Linked DNA regions of Mus musculus: regions 1 and 2 are each linked to region 3. The links are chromatin loops, found by intact Hi-C in ENCODE. Cell type or tissue: gastrocnemius. All regions are shown on one strand.

Region 1 (4,000 bases), 270 kb after region 3:
GGATCAGGGACAGGCACAGGTCTGACCCTGGCCAACCTGTCCTGGAGCCCCAGGACACTGTCTACACTGAGAAGACTATGACAGCCTGAACCCTCCAGAGGCAGGAACCCAGAACCCCTCACCCCAGCCAGTGGGTTCATTTACATGATCCTAGCTTAATTCATCCAGGGTATGTAAATGTATGCAAACCAGCATCCAGGAGAGGCAAAAATAGCAGGATGCATTAGCATGCCTCGCAGGAACATCGTTTTATGCAAATGGTTGCTGGGCCTACTGAGTGGGCAGAAAGGGGCATCTTCTCATCTCCAAGAGGGCCAGCTTCCTGACCCGCCCTGGACCCTGGCCAACTCTGCCATCAAGGGCGGGGGCAAGCGGGGAGGTCACAGGTACGGGGACAGACAGAATGGGAGGACCTTGGAGGGCTGCTATCCTGGAGTCTGGTGAGGTCCCTAGGATGGTGGGACCTCAGTCAGCTGCTGTCCTGGCTAGTCTTTGCCTCCACCCTGCGTCCCTCCTCCCTCTCTGCTCTGGCTAGTCCTCCTCACAAGCCTCCCTCTGATTGCTTTCCTGTACTGGCTTCTCTGAGATCAGACACAGACCTCCCACCCCTGGCAGCCTGCATTGTACATCCTGGGCACTGGTTCTGCTTTTCCAGGCCTCACCTCTGTCCTTCTCACACCTCTTGCCTCTGTGCCCCCATCCCCATCCCCCGAGTCCCACGCCAGTGTCTGTCTGGCTCTGACATTCCCTGTCACTTCTCCTCAGCTGTCTCCCCGTTTATGTTTCTTTCTCTGCCTCTGTCTCTCTCCTTGTCTTGCTTTGTCTCTGGCTGTTCCTGTCTCTTATTCTTCCCCTGTCTGCTTTTTCTCTTCTCTCCATATCTATTTCTGTCTCTCTGTCTGTGAGGCTCTCTGTCTGTCTGCTTCTGTCTGCAGGTCTCTCCTCCCTAGATTTTTTTCGTCTCCTTTTCTGTGCTTGTCTCTGCTCTTTCTATATCCACCCCCCATCTCAGGAGACCCCCTCCACTCCATCTCAGGAGACCCCCCTCCACCCCATCTCAAGAGACCCCCCTCCACCCCCTCTCAGGAGACACTGAGGGACTGCCCCCCCAGAAGTACTCCTTCCTGCTCCTGGGATCACCAGAAGATGTGTGGCCATTTGGGGGAGACATGGGGTCTCCCTACAACCCACATTCTGGTGACACCCAGATTCTGGCTGCCATCCACATCAGGAGGGCTGGGGGCCTGAGAACCCTTTTGAAGCTAGGGCCCTTGCTAGCTGAGATTGCCTGGGTTGGGTGAAAGCCAGGGATATGGCTTGGTAGTGACTGAGATTGGGTGATAGCTACTAAGTAAGGGCTGCCTCTTTGCCTCAGTTTCCTTTGCTGAGATGTGGTCCTACTGTGGTCCAAGTCAGGGCTTGCTGCGACTCAGCAACATTGCTCTCAAGTGTATGTCACCCATCTTGCCTTGACTTCCACTTGTGCCTATTGGCCTCAGTCAACCATCTTGCCTTGATTTCCACCTGTACCCATTAGTCTCAGTTTCCCCACCTGGAGACCAGTCCTGCCATTAGGTCATAGGGTGGTGGTTCCATAAACTGTCCTTTTCCTTCCTTCTCCAACTTTGCTGGTGGGTTCCTGGCATCTCTGTGCCTCAGTTTCCTTTTTTGTGGTACAGATGATACAAATTGCCTTCTGAGGTCTCCTGGACACACTGGACTGAATGGGGGTGTCCTATAGGTGACAGATGGTCAGTGTCAGCCCCACAGTGCCACCAAGTGGCCATGCAGGTCACCATGGGGCAGCCTTGGGTCTAGAGTTGGGGGCAGCTATGTTTCTGACCTGTGCCAGGCTCTCCTGGAGCCCTCAGACCCATATGCAAATTATATGAAGGATCCATCCAGGGGCCCCTTGTCCTGCAGAGGCAAGTTCAGACACCAGGTGCTAGACCTACTTTACAAATGCTGGGTGACATCAGGATGGTGTACTCACCTCTCTGAGCCCTGCTTTCCTCATCACACCAGACTGCTGTGGGGGGATCCCTGAAGCAGGAAATGGCTGATCCAGGGCTTCCTCCCCACTCCCCTCGTTCATCAACACCCACTGTATAGTATCCATACGGGGCCAACAATGACTACTGTAGTAACAGCTTGTCCCTAAAGGCTTAGCTCACAGTGTAGGGGGAGAGGGACCACATTGTGCAGTGTCAGCAGAGAACGTCCAGTAGAGACTGGAAAGGGGAAAGATGGGGAGGGAGCCTGCAAATTAGGGTTGACAGCCAGAGGAGGCAGAGTTTAATCAGATGTCCGAGGTAATGGGCTATCAGGCAGAGAGTAAAAGGTGTGTGCAAAGATCCTGAGGCAGGCCACGGCCCCTGGAAGGCGACCAACGGTAATCTTCAGTTCTGCAGCCCTCTCGAAAACCAGATCCTGTTTCTCTCCCGGGTGTTAAGCCTCTGAGAAAATCACCAGGAAGGTTTTAAAGCAAAACAAAAGCCTTTTCTGGGCTGTCCCCAGGACCATCTCTGGGTACTTAGAGTCAGCTTGCTCAGTCTTTATGTCAACGGCCGAACTTGGGTGTCCTTCACACCCCACCCTGTGGTGCAGCTACCTGGGAGCTACTGAGATGCACTAAAGTGAGCCCCTCAAAGTGGCCCTAGTGGGACCCCTCTCCTGGCCCCTGCAAGTCTAGTCCACCTCCCCGTAGGATCTGAGACACGGACTCAGATTGGATTGGTCGTGTCTGTGCCTTGTGAGATCGATCAAACCAATGGATTGGTCGTGCCTAGCCTGGAAACAGCCAGAGGCTCTAAGAACCCACTGGATTAAATCTGCCGCTACCTGAATGTCTTCATTTCACCCCTTTAAGACCAACCATCTAAATGCTGTTACACATAGGTTAAGCCCATAAGAGATGGTGTCCTTGCCTTGGAGGAAGAGGGAGCCTGTGAGAACCGCTCAGATCCTCGGTGGCAGAAGGCTGCCTATAGGTTGCTCCAGCCTTAACAGCTTCAGAGTGGGTAACACGAATTAGTTCTAAACGTTCAGGGTGGTCTTTAACGAGGACTCCTTAGGGGATTCATTTTGCTTTTGACCTGTGGTTTCCTTGTTTCTGTGAGACCCGGCAAGAAGGCTCCAAGATCGGAAGAGAGCAGAAAGCTTCTGGAAGCTTGTTTGCCCACATGTCTGTTAGTAGGTGCAGTTGGAGCTATTGAGGGTTACAGTAACACGTATGCGACTTTCCATGTGATCTGGGCTTCATCATTAGGGTTTATCGAAACCCTAAGGTGCCTGTCCCGGGCAGTATGACCTTACTGTAGACGTTCCTGCAACCCCTTCCAGGAATTTCCTTCATTCGTGGAGTTCAAAGGGCATCTGGTTTCAGGAGGAGAAGGGTTGTTGTCTGGAAGCGTCTGAGAAGGCCAGTAAGGATGTTTTGGGGCAATGCATTCTACTGTAAGGACAGAAATAGCTGAGAGGACAGTATCTGCCTGGGTCCTCTGCATGGTCACACACATTAGCTTAGTTCATTCCAACACTCATGTCCAAGGAATCACTCCATCCCCTGATTTCTGGCCCCAATCACCGGCATCCACTTTGCCCCCCGCTCCCAGTCCATGTTTTTCATATACACAGATTCACAAAAGCATGACCTCGTATATCTGGTCTCTTTAGCATGTCTTTTCCAGGGCATTTTAGCATGGCTGAATATCCTATTCACTTACATGCTGAGTAATATTCTCGTTACGCACACAGCACAGTGTAGTTACTCATTCCCTTGTTGGTGAACACATGGTTGACTCCCACTTGTTACTGTGAGCATTGTGAACGAGATGGCTTTTAAGATTTTACTTATTTTATATTAATTACTTGCCTTCTGTATTTGAGTGTTTTGTTCACATGGATTATGTACCACGTGTGTCCCTGGAGGGCCTGGAGGTCAGAATAGGGTGTCAAATATCCTGCCATTAGAATTATGGATGGTTGTGGGCCAGCATGT
Region 2 (4,000 bases), 740 kb after region 3:
AGGAAATGATAAACAGCCTTTTTAGAAACAGGCTGGGAGCCCCTCAAATAATTACATACAGCACTACCATGTGACCCAAAACTTCCCTGACAGACACACCTATCCAAAGGAATGAAAATACACACCCACACAAAAGTTTCTAACAGGGTCATCCATAAAGCCAGAAGGAGGAAGCCATCCACAGAGGAACCCAAACTCGGGACCTCCATGCATTGGACTATTACTTGGCCCTTAAAAGGGAATAAAGAGTTTGGGGTGTATTATGGAATGGATGCACCCTTGGAACACAATGCCAAACAGGAACAAGCCAGACCAGGAAGACCCCACACTACTGGCTTCCACTGTGTGAGATGACCAGGGATACACAGATCCATGGGACAGAAAGCCAACAGGCAGTTTGGGCAGAAAGGAGAGGCACAGAGATAGACAGACAGACAGAGAGAAAGAGGAGAGACAGAGGGGAAAGGGGAGAGGGAAAGAGAGAAGAGAGAGAAGGAGAGAGAGAGAGAGGGAGAGAGAAGGAGGAAGAGGGAGACAGAGAGAGAGAGAGAAGGAGGGAGAGGGAGACAGAGAGAGGGGGGGGAGAGAGAGAGAGGGAGGGCAGAGGGAGAGAGGAAGTGACCACTAGGCAGGAGCAGGTGCCTTTGGGTGTATCCTCCAGTGAGACTATTGAGCAGTTCTGACCATGACTTACTTGTTCACAGGTATGGGGGACAGAAGTGTACACAGGAGCGCGCGCGCGCGCGCGCGCGCGCGTGTGTGTGTGTGTGTGTGTGTGTGTGTGTGTAGTCCCTCACACATGCCCACCTTGTTTACTGAGGCAGGGTTGGGATGGGAGGAAGGTGTCTTTGGTGAAGGTGGATAGCGGATAGCATCTCTCAGTGGCACCTCTGAAGGACCAGCACACCCAGGTGTGTGGCAGGGATCGAACTCAGGCTTTGGCTTCTATAGCAAGCATTTAACCATGGGTGTCTTCTCCCAGCCCCTAAATGTAATGTTAAACAGGAGCGTTTTATGGTGTGGGGCGACATTCAAACATCAATAAACTGGGAGCGTTTGTCTTGTTTCTTTTCTTTTTCTTTCTTTCTTTTTTTAAGGCAGCCCAGGCAAGCTGCAGGGCGTCGCAACTTTGAAACAAACCCTTACAAGCATCAAGTTCCTCTTTAAAATAGACTAAGCCACATGTCCTGTGGCTGGGGCCCAGCCAGCACACAGTAGGTGCTCACCTGTGAGAGGTTCCTCTCATGCTGGGCTGTGTGGCCCAGGAAAGCCAGGCACACACAGCCCCGGACCGACTGGGCAGGGAGCCGCTCACAGCTGGGTGACATAATTTAGATGGATGTCTCCGGCCATGCGTCGGGCAGGGAGCGGGCGGCCCGGGAAGAGGCCGTGGAGGAGCCCATTACCGTACACGTGTTAACAGCGCATCCTTTGTACCGACAGCGCGGGCGGGCGGGCGCGGGCCGAGGCCGCTCCCCGCATTGTCTGCGCCGCGGCCGGTGATGGATGGGCCAGCCCGTCTTGCCCGGGTATCGCGGGCCGACAGCGACACCGCGTGGCCATCATGGGAACTGCAGTCCAAGGGCGTGTGCGCAGAGAGCCAGCACCAGGCTTGCGTATTGCATTTAGCACGTTAAGGGGACCCACAGGCACATGACTTTTATTACCAAACATAAAGCGGGTACAATAAGGTTCAAGTCCTGCCTCCGAGGAATAATAGAGTGGCGTTCAGTAGGAGCCCAGCCCCACATGCGCCAGGCTCTGAGTCCCATCCCCAGCGCCCCCAAATTGAAAATTAAATTGTTATAAGTTGTTTGGTCGGAGTCTGTAGCATGGCTACTTTGCAGAGGTTCTATTCGGTTCCCTGCACCCACACGATGGCTCACAACTGCCTGTGACCCCAGTACCAAGGATCCCACACTTCTTCAGACCTCCATGGGCTTCTGACACACACATGGCTCGCAGACATATTACTCAGGCACACATGCAAGGAATATTTTTAGTTTTAAAAATATAAAAGTCTTTGCTGTGTGCTGGCACTGATCTGCAATCCCAGAACTTAGAAGCAGAAGCGTGCCTACCACAGATGTAGAGCAGGACCCTGTCTCAAAAGTGGTAAAGCAACCGGCTAGGTGAGGTGGCCAAAAGCAATCAGAGAATACTTTTTTAGTACAAATACATCCCCAACTCCAGAACATCTAACTCTCCTTATGAAAACTAACCTTGCATTGGCTTCTCACAGGGCTTTGCTGGGTGTTGTGTGTGTAAGTCTTGCACTGGGGTGAGTTTGGTCCCCACCCAGTCACCAATCTGCTCCCAAGACCATGGAGAAGCCTGATGCTTTGGGTGGCCAGAATCCAGGAGGCAGCCTAGGGCAGCCAGCCTCGTGAAGGTCCGATGAGTTCCAGTTCCTGAGTTGTTCTGGATACAAAACAGCCCTGCAAGGCTGCCGCCCCTGCCTCAGCACCAAAGCAGCCCTGGCAGCCAGGAATGAGGCACTCAAATCCATATACAGGGAGGGTGCGGCAGGGAGACAGGACAAGGGCACCCTAGACTTGACCTCAGTCTCTTCACATGCCAGAAAGTGACTCATGACCAATAATGAAGACCCTTCGGCAGCCAAGCTCCCAGAACAACCACCTTGGTCCTTAGAAATTCCAGATCTGTGTGACTCTGGAAGCTTTCTGTGCTGCTAGAGTCCTCAAAGAGGAGAAGCCTTGATGTAAAAATACCGCCATAAGCCTATGGGCAGTTTTCTTGATTAGTGATTGATGGGGGCCCGCCCATTGTGGGTGGAGCCAGTTCATTGTGGGTGTGGTCAGCCCATTATGGGTGTGGCAATCCCGTTGTTGGTGGAGCCATCCTTGGGCTGGTGGCCCTGAGTTCTATAAGAAGGCAGGCTGAGGGCTGGTGAGATGGCTCAGTGGGTAAGAGCACCCGACTGCTCTTCCAAAGGTCCGAAGTTCAAGTCCCAGCAACCACATGGTGGCTCACAACCACCCGTGATAAGATCTGACTCCCTCTTCCGGAGTGTCTGAAGACAGCTACATATAATAAATAAATAAATAAATAAATCTTTAAAAAAAAAAAAAAAAAAGGCAGGCTGAGCAAGCCATGGTGAGGAAGCCAGTAAGCAGCACCCTCCATGGCCTCTGCATCAGCTCCTGCCTCCAGGTTCCTTCCCTGCTTGAGTTCCTTTCCCGACTTTCTTTGGTGATGGGCTGTGGTGTGGAAGTGTGAGCAGAATTAACCCTTTCCTCCCCATGCTGGTTGTGGTGTCTCATCACAACAACAGTGACTCTAAGATGCTGACCAAGGAGGTGACTAAATCCAAGCAGTAAGAACCAATCAAATGAGAAACAAGTGCTCAGAAGGGCCTTCTGTCACGCCCCATAATGTGCTTGTCTCTCCCAAATCACCCTACAAAGAATTACCCCTACTTCACAGGAGAAAAACTTGAAATTCAGAGAGGGCAAGTCATCGACCCAAGGTCACACAGTGAGTTAGATGTCTAAACTCAAACTCAGCTCTCTAGATGTCCTTAAAATGCAAGGAATTGTCCTAGAAATGACAAGTTCCAGAGAAGGTAAGACACCCACACAGACTAGCCTCTGTTTTGCACCTTAAAAGTAGGTGTCCCCTCCAGCAACCCCTCTCTCTCCACAGCCCTCCCCCACCCCCAGTACCTCCACTCTCCAGAACAGAGATGGTTGCCAAGGAAACAACATTACCAAATAAGCCCCCATTGTCTGGGGCCCTGAGAGGAAATTCATAAGCCCAACCCCTGCTCATTGACCCCTGGTGACCCCAAGGGAGACACCAACCCTCTCTCCGAGCCCCTCCCCAACCCAGCTCAGCTCAACAAAGTGCACCCCAGAGGGGGCCACAGCCAAGACAGAGCTCCCTGAAATGGCCCAGGTAACTACTAGCCTAGGTTCCAGATGCTTACCTTAGTGGTACCAGCACTTATGGCTTTGTAGGTATGTCCTACTGTGTGCTT
Region 3 (4,000 bases):
CCAAGCTGTTCTTACCAGGAACAAGTGGGCAGACCTGTTTCCCAGGGAGTCTTGTGCCACAAGATGAAACTTAGTCGTGAAAATAGTGTGGTATGTCCTGGGCTGGCTGCTTAGGGACAAACACAGGACTCCCTCTCTCCCCCTGGCCTGGTTTCCAAGGAAGCCAGGTGAAAATGACTTCTGGAACCACCTTGAAGGGCAAAGAAAGGAATGGTTTTCAGGTCTCTAGGAATTTGCTTCTGATCTTTCATGGTATTCATGAGGCCCACGTGTGTCCACCTTCTCTGATGCAGGTCTTGGCACTTTTGTTCTCCTGAATGCTGCCTGAAAATTCCCGTATCCTTCTAACTAGTTTCTTTATCTGAAAAGGTCCTTTGGCCTCATCTGAGTCTCATACTCCTATTCTATCCTCAAAACCCTTCAAAGCTTTGGGAAACCCTTTTCTACTTCTTTACCCTCTTATCACAGGTATTTTTAGCCCCTATTGATGGAATCTTTCTCATGTCCAAAAAAAAAAAAAAAAAAAAAAAAGGGGGACTTCTTTGATCTGATCTAAAGGTTGAAATTGTTTTCTGACTTTTCTTTTGCTGAGTTTCCAGATGGAACCTTCACATACAGTGGACGGCTAGAAGAGACACTCTTAGAAGATATCAGGTATCGGTGTGTAGAGAGGTGGAATTGTTGTTGCTTAGCAACCAGCAGCCTGTGGCTACAGGAAGGTCTCATCCCTTGTACCTACTAGTCAGCCAGCCCCTTGGTCTTCTCTCCTGGTCACACTGGGGCTGCCTGGAGGTTTCTGTCCAGGGTACCATCTAGACTGCTCCACTGACACTAGCTCGGAGCAGGAGCAGGAGCAGGGAGCAGTAAGGCATCCACTGAGACATCCACCTTTGATAGCTGGGCTACTGAGCAGGACTGAGTGAGACCATTGTTTTCCTCTGCGTTTTTTCATTCAAATGCAGAAGCAGACAGAGGCTCGATGAGAATAGTGGCTGGGAGGGAGGCTTACTCACCCAGCCACACGTGAGGTCTATTGGCTTTGCAAACACAATCAATGATCAATCACCCTTATGCTCCGGCATGGATGCCCCTTTCCAAACAGAAAATAGAAGCTCAGAGAAGGTAATATTTTGCCCAAGGTAACACAGCCCAAGAAGATAAGATTTAAACCCATAGGTCCATGAAGGACTTCATCTTGGGGCTACTCCGTGGCAAGATGTTGGATAAGCAGGCTTCTCCAGACCTTACAGAGGACGAAGCCAAGTGTCCAAGCTCTAGAGTGCATGGGAGATGCGGGGAAGGGAAAGAACATTTGTTGGGGAAGGATCCAGGGAGGCCATGCTAGCTTAGGCCTGGCAGTAGCCCCAGGATGCTGTCTGTGGACTGGAATTTGGGATCTGCTATTACCTTGCTCTGGGCAAATTCCTTGACCAAGAGAGGCATCTGTCAAATAGGTCAGGTCTGGACCTTGAAGGCACTGAGAAGATGAAGTCAGACTTTAGATGGGAAGCCCCCTGTATACAGCCAGATGAGAGGACACCTCACTGGCCTGTCCCTAGGACTGTCTCCTGTCTGTCTACTGCGCGTGTGCTGACAGGCACCCTTCAGATTTGTGTGGGCTGATGGGCAAATACGAGCATTGTGTCTCCTGCTCTCAGGGCTGTGCATTTTGAGCATGCGTATTTTTGTATGTGGACTTCAGAAGCCCTTCTTCAGCCCCAGTTGGAAGCTGTTCTGAGCAGCTAAGGGGACATTCCAGGCAGCTCCTCACATGTTACCAGCTCAGAGCACCCCAAAGTAGCCTCAGGGCCCCAGCCCATCTGTGTCCCTTCCTTCCTTTGCTGGTGCCAACATGCTCAGTAGTGGTGGTGTTGGTGGGGTACAGGAAGGGGGAGAGGAAGGAGAAGGCCCAGCTAGATGCCTGAGGCTCTGCAGCTCCTGGCTTGGTGCCGGCAGGGGCTCTGAGTCCGTTTGAGCACTAGGGGGCAATGTGTCTGTTTGAAAGAAACAGAAGCCAGCTCCAGAGGTGTGTGCACACACAGGCATATACAGGGGTGCCCACATCACAGAGGGTTCGAGCTGCGGTGCAAAAGGCCCCGCAGAAGAGCATATCCTCCTGCCAGTAGGACATCAGGCACACAAGGGCAGGGGTGAGGGCACCCAAAGGGCAGAGGCAACTGCACAGAGATACGTAGTTGCACACCCAGAGAGAGGTGGTGGCTGGGAGCAGACAACATCCACTTGAGTGCACACACACACACACACACACACACACACACACACACACACACCACAGTGGCCTCCAAAGATGCATGCATCTGCCATATATAGAAACACACAGGTGTAGGCTAGCCTCCTGGGGCAAGGACAAATGTAAGCGTAGTCCATTTATAGTGTTAAGGAAGGGGACCCTACCCACCCTCTTTCAGACACACACCCCAAAGTGCTGACTCTGGGAAAGAGCCTGGAAAATATATGCCCACCCCCTCCTCCCTTCAGATGTGGGGGCCCTCTACCAAAGAGTATGGAGTGACACCCCAAACCCTCAAACCAGTGCTTCCCAGACAGCAGGCCTGTGAGTCTTTCTTCCCAGCTCCTAACATCTCTTCCTAGTGCTCCAAACAGGCCCCCCCCCCACCACCTCCCGGTCCCCTCCAGAATACAAGACATTCCATCTCAACCTATTTAGAAGGCTACTGTCCGCAGGACAGAGGCACATGACCAGGTGTCACAGCTCTGCTACCTGGGGTCTCCTCCTGACATCTATTCCGGAACTCTTCCCCCTTTCTGCCCAGGAGGTTCAAGGGCCCTCAGCTCTGGGCCTGGAGGGTTAGTTGGGGGTGTCTAACGGGGTGCTCTTTCCTTTGTGCCTACACAGGCAAAGCCTCTGTCTTCTCGCTGGCTTTCCTTCCCTGTCACTTTGCTAAGTAATAATTTCCATGTCCAATTCCATTTCTTTTCTAGTTCTGAAACCTCTAAGCTATCAGCAAGAGGATAGTTCGCATGAAAACTAATTACACAAAATCAATATTTAATCACAGACCAACAACCTGATCCTGCAGAAAAATCCTTTTAAAACTCCACCACCCTGCACAAATACTTCTTCCCAATGCTTATTTATGGGCCCCGTTTTTTGGTGGGGGTAATTTTCATTTTTAATTTCAAAAGAAAAAAAAATCTGTAGACTGCAGGAAAAACCCGAGCTTGTTGCAGCTTCCTGAGAGCTTTTATTTCGAGTGTGTGAGGGTGGGGGTGGGGGTGAGTGAGTGTGTGGGGGATGGGTTTGTGTGTGTGAAAGAGTGTGTGTCTTGGGTGTGTGTGTGTGATTTCTTGAGACGTCTCTTGGGGCTTCCTGCCCCCCCTTCCTAAATCGAGCCCATTTTCCAACGTTTCTTTCCTCAGAAGCTCCAGGGAGTAATGAATCGGCCGCGAATGACACGGTAACTTTTAACTCATGCCCGCGACAGTGGAGTGCTTAATCTGAGGTTTTTAAATAAAAAGGGCTCCGGGTTGGTTTTATTATAACGTTTATTTCATTTCAGATTTCATGCGTAATTTAGCAAACGCTAGACAGACTTGGGCGATAAACACTTTCTTTTGTGGGGGGGGGGAAGGCATTTTTATACACCGTGCTTAATTTTATTTAGATTTAATAGCGATATCGGGGGCACTTCAACGAAAGTTTTTTTTTTTTCTTTTCCCCTCTTCTTTTAAGAATCCTGGCTTGCCAGCAAAATTGTCTCGCTTTATTTCATGACAAGGAAAATTAAAAGCCTTTCCGCCCCTCCTCCCCTACTTACACTTTGAGAGGAAAACTCGCACACGCATGCTGGCGCTTGGGTGCGCGCGCGTCCACAGAATAAACACCTCCACCTCCTATCACCTCCAACTTCTAACTTTTAATTGCAAGATAGATTTCAGCCTCTACTCCGTGAGGAGTAGAAAGATCTAAACAATTTTAAGTAAGATTATTGGGATAAATATTCCATATGAAATAGGG

What was found. Peaks named below come from ENCODE experiments on the same cell type or tissue, not always from the same donor. Only the 100,000 strongest peaks of a DNase experiment are listed, where the experiment ranks them.
Region 1: it touches region 3 in a loop (6-fold over the local background); 25 of 42 quality-filtered maps call a loop at or near these places.
Region 2: a loop joins it to region 3, with 7 times the contacts of the local background. A loop is called at or near these places in 29 of 42 quality-filtered maps.

The regions. Positions count from the first base shown.
Region 1 is chr5:111,681,326-111,685,325 of GRCm38, forward strand. No RefSeq gene overlaps it. Among named protein-coding and RNA genes, the nearest start is that of Gm36434, 19 kb to the left of the region's middle. In gastrocnemius, a CTCF peak has its summit at 1,785 (motif pointing left); DNase peaks (open chromatin) are centred at 367 and 1,769.
Region 2 is chr5:112,152,437-112,156,436 of GRCm38, forward strand. 1700016B01Rik (RIKEN cDNA 1700016B01 gene) reads left to right here and starts at 3,791. Exons shown (of 2, transcript NR_166436.1): 1 at 3,791-3,918. In gastrocnemius, no CTCF peak of the experiment used is centred here; a DNase peak (open chromatin) is centred at 1,522; H3K4me3 peaks cover 1,341 bases; H3K27ac peaks cover 1,808 bases.
Region 3 is chr5:111,412,410-111,416,409 of GRCm38, forward strand. No RefSeq gene overlaps it. Among named protein-coding and RNA genes, the nearest start is that of Mn1, 2.9 kb to the right of the region's middle. In gastrocnemius, CTCF peaks have their summits at 1,977 (motif pointing right) and 3,842; a DNase peak (open chromatin) is centred at 1,954; H3K4me3 peaks cover 649 bases; H3K27ac peaks cover 691 bases.